Regions from separate parts of the Homo sapiens genome. Here region 1 is linked to region 2. A link is a contact called in ENCODE Hi-C or POLR2A ChIA-PET data. All regions are on one chromosome and are shown on one strand. Each heading gives the region's core, a stretch centred on a gene start or an enhancer-like site at or near the end of the contact. The rest is flanking DNA. Distances are from core to core; before and after follow the strand shown. Region 1 has its middle 37 kb from the start of NAPG. Region 2 overlaps PIEZO2 (piezo type mechanosensitive ion channel component 2).

What was found. Hi-C counts contacts between places; a loop is a spot of excess contacts on that map. ChIA-PET counts read pairs that join two places held with the same protein, here RNA polymerase II (POLR2A). Pooled maps may share reads with other maps.
Region 1: a map of IMR-90 shows a loop between it and region 2 (6-fold over the local background). The contact joins two enhancer-like sites. A Hi-C loop is called at or near these places in 2 of 168 maps with a recorded cell type or tissue (IMR-90 and prostate gland), 2 of 37 single-sample maps with no recorded cell type and 10 of 50 pooled maps. POLR2A ChIA-PET finds 5 or more read pairs at or near these places in 1 of 52 experiments (BJ).

What each region holds. Positions count from the first base shown.
Region 1 is chr18:10,559,060-10,566,392 of GRCh38, forward strand. No RefSeq gene overlaps it. Among named protein-coding and RNA genes, the nearest start is that of NAPG, 37 kb to the left of the region's middle. RefSeq lists enhancers at 943-1,002, 1,355-1,857 and a silencer at 1,433-1,727. Within about 2 kb of position 1,349, at least 2 of the 41 ENCODE cell types and tissues checked have a DNase peak (open chromatin) inside an H3K27ac peak, as active enhancers do.
Region 2 is chr18:10,830,651-10,837,589 of GRCh38, forward strand. The region is part of intron 7 of PIEZO2 (piezo type mechanosensitive ion channel component 2); the gene reads right to left. Among named protein-coding and RNA genes, the nearest start is that of MIR6788, 74 kb to the left of the region's middle. Within about 2 kb of position 5,126, at least 2 of the 41 ENCODE cell types and tissues checked have a DNase peak (open chromatin) inside an H3K27ac peak, as active enhancers do.

The DNA of each region.
Region 1 (7,333 bases), core at 99-2,598, 280 kb before region 2:
TGGTGTTTTTCGTTTGCTATTCCATGTCTTGCTTCAGGAACAGACCTGCGTGGGTGTGTGGACCCATGCCTTGTGACGTGGCACAAGGTGTGCATCCAGCCCAACCCTCCCTGTGCCCATCTCTGATGGGGAGTGCAGCTGCACTTTCTGGGCAGGGTCGGGGAGTGGGCTGCCAATGGCCCATTATTGGATGGACCCTGCAGGAGGATGCAGCCTCCACTGTCCCATCAGACTTAGCTTACAAAACATAAATTCTAAGATAGTTGTTGAGAACTTCAAGACATCCCCACGTGCAGGGCCTTCAGAGTGTGGGCCTTGTACATTTGCACTGGCCACCTGCCTGTGGAGCTACCGGGACTCCAGCACAAGGTGTCTGAGCCAGACTTCAGCATGTGGAAGCCAGGTGTCAGGGGCTTCAGGTGAGGCATGAATGGCCCCCTCTGGCATGCAGCTTTCATGTCTAGATGTGCACCTGGGAGCCCCTTGCACCCCTGACCCTGGCTTTTATTCCATCCTGGAGGAGTTTGCCATGGGCTGTGAGGATCTTAGATCCAAGGTCCACCCTGGGAGGGTGGCAAGGGTTCTCACAGGCCACGCAGTCATTTGCTGAGGCCTTTGAGGTTCTTTACTGAGGAATCAACAGAGGCAGATAACATTTCCTATGCTGACACGGGTCCCTTGTCACAGTTGAGCGTGCTTGAATTATTAAGCTCAGAGATTCCCCCTGGGAGTGAGGGGAGGACACCATTGTGGGGAGCAGGGGGAGGCTTAAGGAAGCCCAGGATGTTCTCAGGCTGCAGTAGCAAACCCTGAGACCCCATAAGAGTGCATAGGAAAGGCTGCTGAAGTTAGAGCCCAAGTTCATCCAGACATCTCTGACTCGCCTCTGAGCAGCTGTGACCTGGCGTGCCTGTGTCCACAGGCTTCCTTGTTCAGCCCTTGCTCTCTAAAGTACAGGGCATGTTTGGCTTGGTGACGACGCCACAGGCTGTCCATGTTGCCCTCTTGAAATGCCCCCTCACCCTGCCCCTCCCCAGCCTAGGCTGTGTGTCCAGCAGCAGCCATGAGCCCCCTGCTTACAGACGGAATGAAGGAAACAGGGCAGAGAGGGCACATTGCAAGTCTGTGGAGAAGCAGCCACAAGGGGTGCGACATGAGTAGATCACAGAACAGAAGGGAAACAGAGAGTGAGGGAAGGTGAGATGGAGGGAAGCCAGCAGCCCACGTGAGAAACGGGCAGGGAGGGAGGGAAGATGGTGGAACCCAGTTAGGTCTGTCCCGAAGCCTTGAGGGGGCTTTCCTGGGAGGGAGCTTAGCCGGGGCGTCCCCTGGGAGGTGCTTGTGCCTGGTGAGCTCTCGGGGCGGTGAGGCCCTCTCGTTGTCAGGGTCTTCTCCAGAGCGCTTCCCTGGCATCGGAGCTTATAACCACCTCATGCTGCCTTCCACTAGCAAACGTTTTTGGAATGGAACGAACACGTTTATTTGCAATTTATTCCCCGCCTTCCCTCTGTTTTTGGCATAAGAAACAATTCAGGTTTATCAAGGAGAGTCCAGGGTCAGAATTTTTCTAACCACCAGGTGGCGCAGAGCAAGCTTACAGATTCCAGAGCAGGGAGAAAGCTGGTCCTGACTAAAGCACCAGGGCCCACTGCGACCAAGACTTTACGCGGACCAATCCCAAGCCTACTACCCTACCGACAGAGAGTGAGGATAAATTATAGAATTGGTGCATAGGATTTGCGCTTACCGATCAGATGAAAACTTGCAGCCAGGGTGTGTTCTTTGAAGTACACATGCATGTACACAGACACTCGGCGTGCAAATGCTTATTCTATTCACCCCTTGTCCCTTTCCTGGCCCTGAGCCGTGACAAAATGACATGGTGGATAACAGCTGTTCTGAGTGTGGCTGAGGCTCTGTCCTGGGCACTGCTTCTCTAGGGCGGTTCTCTGTGTGGTCTGTTCTTTCACTGCCCATCATTGAGCATCCCTGGCCCTACTCAGGAAATACTCATGGCATCCCTCAAGAACCATGATAAGCCAAAAATGTCCTCACACGTGTGCAGGGGCTGCACCCTGGGTTGGGGTATTGTCCCCTCCTGGGAACCACAGACAGATTTGAAAATGCAAGATCCCTCTTTTTCACCCCTCTGCCGTAAACACTTAGGAAATGTCTGCACACACCATCATAGATCTGCGCTGTCCTATGGGATAGCCAGCTGTTAGGATTTCAGTTAATTAAAATGAAAAATAAAATACAGTTCCCTTCTTTGGTCACACTAGCCATATTTCAAATGCTCCATAGCGCCATGTGGCTACTGGCTACCATTTTGGACAGTGCACACATACACAGAAGGCATCTCTATCACTGCAGAAAGTTCTATTGGATAGCCCTGGTCTGGAATATTCTTTTGAGGCACATCTAAGCACTGTTTTAGCCCCAAGCCACAGAACCCTGCATTAGAGGACCCAGTGCAGGAGTGTCTGACAAACCAACCCTGGCAATTTAGCAGCCACAGCACTCAGAGGACCCCTTCCCCCCACAGGTCATGTAGGATGGAGGTCTGCTCTGAAGCTCTGGAAGCAGCTCTTACCGGTCACCCCTCATTTGTCTGCCTCTCTCTGAGTCCTGGAATCCTACACAGGCTACATCAGGGTGTGTATTGTCTGGGCCCCCAAGCAACCTGTCATCTTTTTTGTCTGACTGACTGGATTTATTCTCTCCTCCTTGAAAGTTCACAATGTCACCGAAAGACAAAGTCCTTGGCTCTTTTTTCCCTTTCCAACTAGATTATTGGAGTAGAGGAAGGTTTTCCTAGTTTAGCTTCCCAGAGACATTCAAAAGTTTCTGATAGGAATACCCGCTACTGGCCGGGCGCGGTGGCTCACACCTGTAATCCCAGCACTTTGGGAGGCCGAGGCGGGCAGATCAAGAGGTCAGAAGATCGAGACCATCCTGGCTAACACAGTGAAACCCCGTCTCTACTAAAAATACGAAAAAATTAGCCAGGCATAGTGGCGGGCACCTGTAGTCCCAGCTACTCAGGAGGCTGAGGCAGGAGAATGGTGTGAACCCGGGAGGCGGAACTTGCAGTGAGCTGAGGTCACGCCACTGCATTCCAGCCTGGGTGACAGAGCCAGACTCCGTCTTAAAAAAAAAAAGAAAAAGAAAAATACCCCCTGCCCTACCCTACCCTCCTCTGAGTTACACAGAGATCGTTAGGCAGTAAGTGCTTGGAAGCAGGGAGGCATGAAGGTTCCTCAGTAAAACACTGTGGGAGTTGCCTTCAGGATATCCACCACCCTGCCCAGACAGGCTTTGCTGCTCCCAGTAACAATGATATGTAAGCGATTAGTGCACAGAGAAAGAGCGAGAGGGGGAGATGGATTTGCACTAGAAGCTCCACAGGTGAAGGTATGAGCCTTCTGAAGAATCGAGGGCCCACCCAGTACTTTTTTCATCTCAACTGTTTGTTTCTTAACTCTTTCCAGCATGCGGCATTTCTCAGAGTGAGTCACAGATGGTTATTCTGAAGAGATGCTCCTTGAAAAAAATTCCAAAAAAAAAAAAAAAACCCAGCTGAAAATGTTTAAGAAACTCTATGTAATATTTTCTGGAACTACATGCCACAGCCTATTAAAGGTTTTGAGAAGTGCTATAGACAAGAAAGCCCTTGAATATTGTTTGACTCAGCACGTCTGTAACACACTGGACTGTAGTGACCTCTCAGAAAACATCCACTCACACTCTGTGGACGAAATCCCAGGAATACACAACCATGATATACTACCCGCAGGTTGTCCACCCCACACCTCAAAGGCAGTGATGTGAAGGTTTTCTGAGTTCAAGCTTCTGCTGCACAGCAGCACTGAGCTCTTGCCTGCCCGAGAGAAGGAATTTTTACCATGGTGAGAAATAGCCATTTCATAACCCTCATAGCGCTAGTGAGAAAAGATATCTTATTATCATTGGCAACCACAACTGCACTGGCAGCCACACAGCACTTTACAGTTTACAGAGGGCATCGTTAGTTTTCAATGCCTAACAACCCTGGGCAATAGGAAGACCATTATCAGGGTAGGATCATTTCCACAAATTTAAGAAATTTACCCTAAATCATTGAGTTGGTGGAGTAGAAATTCACAATGAAATCTTTTGCTTCTAAGTCCCTGGTGTTTTTCTCTATCAAGTGTGATCCAGGGTGGCGTTTGCTGCCAGGGGCTTCTTCCAGCCACATGCTGTAGTTCTGCTCCCTAGACCTAGGGTAAAAGTCTACTTCTGTTGCTGTTGTTAAGGCCCAGGACTTGGAATTAATAGACAAGGATTCCAATTCCAGGTGTGATATCAGAAAACCCATAAACCCCTCTACACTAGCTTCCTCTTTGGTGATCATTCCTCTTCGGTGATCGTTCCTGCTTAGCATGGTTGTCAGGATGTGCTAAGACGGAAGAGAATAGAACACGATTTACGCTTCAAGGAGCTTAAGGACCCCAAATGAGCTGATCCACCCTTGACAGGCAGCGTAGTCCAGTGGTTACCGGAGAGGACTCTGGAGGCGCCCTGCAGGGGTCAATGCCAGTGCCCCGGGCCACATGACCTTGGGCAAGTGACTTTCCCTCTCTGGGCCTCTGTTTCTCCACCTTTACATGGGGTTCTTTGGAGTCCTCACAGCTGAGTTGTTGGAGAATTGAATGAGGAAACATATGCAAGCCACTTAGAATGATGCCTGGCACACGTTTGGGAAGTCACTTTAGAAGGGCCTTTCTGGGAAGGATGTAGAAGGTGAACCCAACAACCCTGACGTGGTCAAGTCCATTTGCCAGGCTGAGGCTGGGTGGTGGCTTGGCAGCTTCTGGACGGCAGGGAACCGGTTTATGGACAGGCTGGCACTGCTCTTTCAGTTTTATGTTTCAAATTCCGAATTTCCAAAGGAAAACATCTGGTCTCTCAAAGGAACCAATGAAGGTGAAACGGCTGGCATTTATCCCAGGTGACGGTGGCAAGAGTACAAATCTGAAGTCTGACTGCATTGCCTCTGACTCAGCAGACCTGTCCTCAGCCCAGAAAATGCCATGTCCTCGCTGGGCTCAGCTCAGCATCCCTGAGGGTGAAATCCACCCCTTTTCTATGCTTGGTCCAAGCGTCTATGTGTGGTGTGCCCTGCCCTGGGCCCTGGCTCTTGGCCTCAGGCCGTGATTGCATTTCCACCGCCAGGAAGGAAGACCTGTGCTCTCGTGTGAGGACCAGCTGGCATGTACTTAGCGTAGACACAGGATCTATCAGGGCAGGGCTCGCAGAGCAGAGCAGAACAGGGGGCGTCTGCTCACCCTCCCAAAGGTATCGGTCCCATCCTGGCTCACCTCATCCCTTTTTTGGGGGCCCCTTCTCCTCTTCCAGACTTTTTAAATAGGGGTTGGGGCTCCCCCTTTCTCTCTTTTCTCTCTTTGTGGACACAGTACTTCCTGTGGGTAATTTTTCTGATGATTCTTGAATTTCAGCCTCTGCACCAGATCCGCCTCCTGAGTCACGCCAGGCCAGGGTACAGGGTCCCTGGGTTCTCACAGGCTCCATCTTACCTGGGAAACTCTATCCTCCCTTCACCTACTTTGGGGATGACCACAACACAGACGGCTCAGGTCTTGGGGGCAGCACTGAAGGGGGATGGGGAGACACCTTCTTTCAGGTGTTTTCTCCACAGCAGCCTGGCTCTCAGCCCATCTCCACCCACCCAGGGGTGCTGGCCCATGGCAAGCACAGGGATGCCTGACACTGTCATCGGCCCCCAGGATGCACCCCAGGGCTTGGATGGGAAGTGGGATACAAGATGTTCATAGTTCACCATCAGGGGCTATAGTCTGGGGGCTGGAGGGACTGGCATTGACTTGATGGTCATCAGAGACCTGGACCTCAGTTCCAGGGGCCCTGACCCACCTGCCTTTCAAGGGACCCTAGCTCCCAGGCTCTGTTTCTCCCTACACCTGCTTTTAGCCCCAGTTTTTCATGGCTTTAATTTTTCAACTCTGGGTTGGTGCTTTTTCAATCCCTATCTTCAGCCATGACTCTTCTAAAATTTCAGCCCCACCCAGTTGTTTATTATCTCGTTGACGTGAAGCTCCATGAACCCAACTCCCTCCTCCCATTCCTCTACCTCCTACTTAATTCCCTTCATGTTGTGTTTGGTTCTTCCAATCCTTCCTTGTCCCAATGATCAAGTCTTGATTGTTGTCACCATCTCTGTCATTGTGAAAATATCATTTTTATCATGGTTACCATAGGCTTGACTGATAGGAATTGAGCACATCAATACACTTTTTTTTTGGTTTTTTTTTTTTTTTGGAACAAGACACCCTGCTGAAATCCAGCCTTGTGGCCAGGAGGATGTGGCTGTCGGTGAGGAGGCCCTGAGTCTGGGCTCTCATGCCGGTGCCCGCTGTCTCATCTCTTTACATTACTCCATGTGCTTTTCTCAAACCACTCCCTGCCTTTGGCCCCACAGCACCCTAGCTGTGCGTCCGCCTGGCTCCCTCTGCCCCGCCCCTCATGTCCACACACCCCAGCCCTCCCACTGGAAAGGTCAGGTTCGAGTGCCCCTTCCAGCCCCTCCTGCCATGTCATCTCCAGTTCATTCCACCCCGCTCACTGGGTGCCAAGCCCACTGTGACCACTGGAAACAGGGACCCATCTGCCTGTCACTTTAACCACCATGACCCCTGGAAACAGGGGCCCATCTCTCTGTCATTTTAACCACCGCGACCCCCAGAAACAGGGACCCATCTGCCTGTCACTTTTGTCTGGACTGTGCTTGTTTCAGGTGCTTGTATTAACTCCCCTCCCAAGTTCTAACCCCTTGTGACCCAGCAAACTCCTTCTAATAAAGTGAGCTCAGACATCTGCTACTGGCTGAACAAAGGGAAGTAGGCAGATTCCCTGATGTTCTCAGGCAAGCAGTGGAGGTGGAAGCTCAGAAGCAAGGCTGCCCACGCGTCCCGCTTCCCGCGGTCTGGACAGCTGGCTGAAAGTGGTGTGAACACAGCTATGTGTGAGCCAAAAGTTCTGTAAATGAGGGAGTTTCACCCTTTAAAGAAATTGTTCATGAAGAAAAGAGTCAACTTCATTTGTCTTTGGTTTAAATCTTGGCCTTACATTAAAGTGAGGTTCAAATATATTTTCAAATCTTCTCATATTCACTCCTGTGCGCATGTTCTTCACATGAGTTTGTGTGTGACTGTGTATAAGCACATGCATACATAGCTCCTAGCTGCATCAGAAAGACAACAAAAACAAAAACTGTCCCACGCAGTTTTTATTTATTTTTTTTTAGGAACACGTCTAG
Region 2 (6,939 bases), core at 3,876-6,375:
CAGACGACCAAAGCAAAAATGAGCAAATGGAATCACATCAGATTGAAACGCTTCTGAACGGCAAAGGAAACAATTAGCAAAGTAAAGAGACAATTCACAGAATGGGAAAAAATACTTGCAGACCATCCATCTGACAAGGAATTAATAATCAGGATATATAAGGAGTTCAAACAATTCAATAGGAAAAAAAATCTAATAATCTGGTTAAAAATTTGGTCAAGATCTGAATAGACATGTCTCAAAAGAAGACATACAAATGGCAAACAGGCATATGCAAAAGTGCTTAGCATAATTTATCACCAGAGAAATGCGAATCAAAACTACAAATTATCTCACCCCAGCTGAAGTGGCTTTTATCCAAACAAAGGCAATAAAAAGTGCTAGCAAGGATGTGGAGAAAAGGGAACCCTTGTACACTGCTGGTGGGAATGTCAATTAGCACAACCCCTATGGAAAACAGTACGGAGGTTCCTCAAAAAAACTAAAAATAGAGCTACCATACGATCCAGCAATCCCACTCCTAGGTATATATCCAGAAAAAAAGGAAAGAAGTATATCGAAGAGATCTGAACATTCATGTTTACTGCGGCACTCTTCACAATAGCCAAGATTTGGAAGCAACCTAAGTGTCCATTAACAGATGAATGGATAAAGAAAATGTGGTACTTACACACAATGGTACTATTCAACCATAAAAAAGAATGAGATCCTGCCATTTGCAGCAACATGGATGGAACTGGAGGTCATTATGTTAAGTGAAATAAACCAGTCACAGAAAGACACACTTTGCATATTCTCACTCACATGTGGAGGCTAAAAATTTTAAAAACTGACTCATGGAGATGGAGAGTGGAATGATGGTTACCAGAGGCTAGGATGGGTAGTGGGGTGGGGAAAATATTAATAGAATGAATAAAATCTAGAGTTGATAGCACAACAGGGTGACTACAGTCAACAATAATTTACTGTACAGTTTAAAATAACTACAAGAGTAGAACTGAAATGTTTATAACACAAAGAAATGATAAATGCTTGAGGTGATGGATACCCATTTAACCTGATGTGATTATTATGCATTGCACTGCATGTCTGAATCAAAATATCTCATGTACCCCATACATATATATACCTACTATGTACCCACAAAAATTAAAAATGAAAAAAATGTTTAAATGACATTCCACATCCCATCTCTAGGTATTCTGTGTTCCTAAGTCTGGGTGAGGTTCAGGGGTAAGCATTTTTCAAATGTCCCTCTGGTCCCCAAGCTCCGTGATTCTCAGGCTACCATAGCTTGGAAAGCACTGATTAGCTCAACGTTCTTCCCAAAACAATGCTGAATAGATACAATTAAACAGAGTTGGAGGCCAGGTGCGGTGGCTCACACTTGTAATCCCAGCACTTTGGGAGGCTGAGGTGGGAGGATCACTTGAGGCCAGGAGTTCAAGACCAGCCTGGCCAACATGGTGAAACACTGCCTCTACAAAAAATACAAAAATTAGCCAGGTGTGGTAGTGGGCACCTGTAATCAGCTACGCCGAGATCATGCCACTGCACTCCAGCCTGGGTGACAGAGTGAGACTCTGTCTCAAAAAAACAAAACAAAACAAAAACAGAGTTGGAAATACTCTCATTAGGCCTAGAACATTTCTACTTTCTCATTAGAATTTAGGGGAAGGGGGGGATATATGTGAAAGTAAGGGCTACCACATGTAGACAAGCTATAATGTGGGTATCTTATTCATTTGATGGAGGCTCACATAGAGCATCTGCCACCCAAAGGAGATGTGGTTACTATTATGCTAATACGAGAAACAAAGATACTCATGCACAGAGAGGTTAAGTAATTTACCCAATGCCTACAGCGCCTAGTAAGTAGCTGAGCAATGTTTTGATAGAGACCCAATTGGCCCTGTGGAGATGGGAGGGGTACTTTGTCTACTTTAGCAAGAACAGAGAGTAGATGCTTAATAACAGTACTTGTTTAATGACTGAACAAACGCAGGAAAGAACTACCCGGGAATGTACCGCTCTGCAATTCCATCAGTTCCCTCCATGGGAGACACACGGTGGCTCCACCCGCCCAGGATTATGTGATATGAAGTGCTTCTCCTCGTGGGCTCCTTGTTAAAATGCCAATTCTCAGACCCGGGCCATGGACATTCCGGGTTCCCAAGTCAGGTGGGGCCCAGGGATAAGCATTTATTTTTGATCAGCACCTCAGGTAACTCCTGTCTTCACCATAGTTTGAAAAACACTGGTGGGCAGGTCCCTAGGCTGGAGGAGCCCACGTTTCCGCCTCCCTGCCTGCCCTCCGGGGGTGCACTCTCCTCACACAGCTGCTCCCATGAGCCCACTACAGGATCCTGGAGGCTCTGAGGGATGTGGAAGGTATTTCTCCAGAATATGCCTTGCTGGCAGCTCTTGGCAGACATGCCATCGAGAGAAATCTCAGCCCCAGAAGAGCAAGTGTGGCTTTTCCTGGCAGAGAGGCAGCAACACCCAAGGAACACAGTGGCAGGATGGGGCAGTCGTCATGAACATGGCACATGGAGCATGGTTGAGGGCTCAGAGACAGAAGCCCAGGGTAACAGGTACCCTGGGTGCGTCAGTGGCAGCACAGAGATGAAACACAGTTCTGACGCACTGGGATTCACTTATTTTTCCTGTGTTCTCTTTTCTTCTGGTACTTCGGAGCCCACTGTGACACCTGCAGCCTCGCCCTCTCCTGTTGGAATCATGTGGGGATCTTCTAAAGCACTAACACTGGGCCCTGCCCCAGAACCCCTGGAATCTCCTGGGGCGGGGCTGAAGGTGGCAGAACATGCAGGCAGCTCGCTCCCCGGTGGGTTTTTATTTCTGTTGGAGTTCAGAATAACCCGTCTGTGCCCCCAGTTACTACAAGGATGAGAGATTGTACAGCCCAAACTGCACCTGAACCACGCAAGCTGTGAGGACCTCACCTCGCAGAGGCTTCCAGAGCCAAGTACAGTTCCAATCTGTGTCTACCCGCAGGCTTCACCCAAGCCCTCTCAGCTTCTCATATCTCTCTGGAGAGACACTTTCTTCTTTCTAGTCAGCTTTGGGTCAAATATGTGTTTGTTCCCCAGTTTGGAGCCTCAAGACTTGCCTACAAAAATGCATCTGCAAATCCTTTGTTTAAAAAACGCATTAGGCTGCCCTTTCCCTGAAGCCAAGGTTGCCCTTGTCAACACAGGCTTGGCCCTGGACCACATTCCTCCTAATCCTTGTCTTTGTTGCTTTTCTACAGACCTCAAAACTTTTCCATGCAGTAGAAGAGCAGAATAGGAGAGTGATTTAGAATACAGGCTTCAGAATTAGAGTTTTAAACATTTTAAGCTAATTTCTGTTTTTATTTTTTATGGGTAAGTGTATATGGGGCACAGGTGATGTTTTGATACAGACATGCAATGTGTAACAATCACATCAGGGTAAGTGGGGTGTCCATCACCTACAGCGTTGATCAGTTCCTTGTGTTAGGAACATTCCATTTCCACTCTCAGTTATTTTAAAATATGCAGTACATTATCGTTGACTGTAGTCATTCTGTTGTGCTGTCAAATACTTAGAGTCAGATTTGAATTCAAACTCTGGCTTTGCCATCTCTATCCTGTGACTTGGAGCAAATCACTTATCTACACCTCAATTTTCCTGTCTTTAGAATGGGCATAATAAAGTAGACCACACCTTATGGAGTTGTTGGGAGGATTAAATGAAGTAACTAGCACCCGACAATACTATGTGCTCAATACACCTTAACTATTACAACTATGATATTATCACTATTAGCCCAGCCCCACTCTGTGATGCAGGTGCCGGCTTCCCCTTTAATCCCTCATGATGGAGTCACAGAGTCTTTTTGGGAGAATGCAACAGAATGTGATTGAATCCCTGCTGGGTGTCAGGCACTTGACACCCACAGCCTGTTTTAACACCTCTCTGATTTCATGAGGTAGGTATCATGTAAGCAACTGTAGGAAGAAGAAGCCAAAGCCGCAGGAGGCTAGATCAGAGAGGAAGCCTGGCCTGTCTGAACTCCAAAGCCCTTCCCTTTCCACAAGGCCAGGCTTCCTAGAAAAGGCAGGGTGCCTAGAACACCAGCCTCAGAAAGGCTCTTCCTTTAAGTTTCTTCCCCGCTAGCTTTCACAAGAAACTCCAGTGCCCTTTTCCCACACCTGCCTCCATCACTCTCACTTTCACAAGGGCGTGATCATAAGCTTTTGTTTTGTTTGTGTCCTCCAAAATTCTTAGGTTGAAGCCAAACTCCCCATGTGAAGGTATTAAGAAGTCGGGCCTTTGAGGGGCGATTAGGTCACAAGGGAGAAGCCCTCATGAAAGGGATCTGTGCCCTTATGAAAGGGACCCAGAGAGCTCTTTCACCCCTCCATCATGTGAGGACACATCTAGAAGGTACTATCTGTGAACCAGGAAGAGGGCCCTTGCCAGGCACCGACTCTGTTGGCACCTCGATCTTGGACTCTCCAGCCTCCAGAATTATGAGAAATAAATGTTTGTTGTTTAAGCCCCCAACCTACAGTATATTATTATAACAGCCCAAACAGTCTTTGCAGCTCTCCTAGGTTAAAGGCCTCTCCAATGACCTCATTTTTTTTTTTTTTTGGTAAGGAGGTGGAAAACACAGGATGAGAAAGAGACATTCCATATTTAGAATACTGAACAAGAAGCCACAGAAGAGTGTTTGTTGTCAAATACAAAACAGATCTTTCTGTAAAGACAGAGAAACTTTCCAGATATCTTTTCTCTATTTTTCCAGCATTCTTTACACCATCATTTCATTAAAATATGCACATAATGGTATATTGGCAGAATGCCTGGAACCAAACTTAGCTACACAGTAAAACTCCTAACCAAGTTCTTTTTTTTTTTTTTGAGACGGAGTCTCGCTCTGTCACCCAGGCTGGAGTGCAGTGGCGCGATCTCGGTTCACTGCTGCCTCTGTCTCCTGTGTTCCAGTGATTCTCCTGCCTCAACCTCCCAGGTAGCTGGGATTACAGGCACGTGCTACCACACCTGGCAAATTTTTGTATTTTTAGTAGAGATGGGATTTCGCCATGTTGGCCAGGCTGGTCTCGAACTCCTGACCTCAGATGATCCGCCCACCTTGGCCTACGGGCATGAGCCAGCGCGTCCAGCCTGAGTTCTTACATTGATCATTTAAATTTCGAGTAATTTGTACTAAAGTCCAACTCTGACTCACAGTACTTTTGCAAATGCTCGATTGCAAAGATCGGATGAAAGTTTTTATAGTAATGTCCTTTGTGAAAAATGTTTGCTCACTCTGACAGAGTAATATCAGTGTCAGAAACTAATGTAAACAGGTCCAAATAAGCCTATGTCGCTTATGCTTTTTTTCCTTCCTGTGACTTTATGAACAGTTTGTGATGATTCCCCCAGGTACTGGATTACATGAGCAAAGTACCACAAAATGGAATAAAGTTACTCTCGACACACTTAGTTATGCTCCAGGATCACTCCCCTTATCTCCTATTTAAGAGTTGGGAGTTAGATCAACTCTTCCCCCTTGACTGATGATTCCTGGAATTTATAATGCTGACTCTCAGTAGTGAGTAGACTCCTGTCTAAGCAAACAATCCCATCCTGAGCTTATTGGCTCACTTATTTGAAGGCTTGTGGATCTATTTCAAATCATGAATATTTTTGAGATGAAAAAAATGTTAGCAATTGCTGACCTCTCCCTCTCCACTCCTGTCTCCTCCCCATCCCTACCCAATACCTCCCCACTTTGCTAGCCCGGCTGTAACTTGCTCAAGGTCACTTACTATATTGAGGAAAGGAGCTACAACTAGAAACCAGATCACTTGCAACTGTTTAATGTGAAGCTATTGTTAATTCCATTACTTTGTGGCTAATTACTAGGTTAAGGTAATGAGGTATATGATGTCAAACATATAAAGTCACACCATAGGCCATGTCCTATAATAGTTGGTCAAGAAATCCTGGCTACAACGATATCATTATTATGACAATGTATAACATAAACTTGTCTTATGCCTAGGTCAGAGCTTAATACCATATTGATGGCATTGGCAAACAAGAGGATACAAGTGTCCTCTTTAAGATGGAATAGAACCTCAATCCTGCTCAAGTGAACTGGATCTCTTAAGGGGAGGTAATATCTGCACAGGTTGGGAGGATTTGGAGTGGTGGTTGGGAACATGTACAGAATTTACAACATTGTTTTATGTTCCATTATTAATATTTGGTTTTTTGCCAAGAAAAATGTATTTATTTCATCTTGGTAATATGATCAAAGGAAGGGGAAGGGCCACTGAGGATACTCACAACTGTGGTTTGGTTTCAGCAAAACACACATTCTTCTATTGTGGGGTATAATCACTCTTACACACTCATAACCTGTATGTTAGTTTCTTAGGCAAAGAAACACTCTTCGCACAGGGATTGCTCACAACTCTTTCCATGCCAAGAAGCATGTGAGGAGGAGGGGATGGTGTGCACTCCTGTTGTGGACGGTAACAGAACCTGGAAATCAATGCTTTGAGGGGATTTTATTTTGACAGCTTTCACTAACTTTGTTTTTATACTTTCCTAAGTCTAGAATGAGAAGAGCCTTTAAGTTCTCACTGATCCTCAAGGGAAGAAAAGAAGTCCCCTGTGAGGGGAACACAGCATCTTCTGAGAATACCTTTTCCAACTGCAGCCATCTTGCCTCTCTCACCTTCCATACCACAGTGCTGATCCAGGTACCTGTAGAGTGCTCCATCACGCTGGACTCGCTGGAATGGGGGTAATGAGGATGACCCATCCTTACCACCATGCACATCCTTTAGAATGTTGGGGCCAGCAAGAAAGCTTGAGAACCACTGGTAGATGGTATCAATATCTCTTCCCAATCCAAAATTCTATGGTACAATCTAT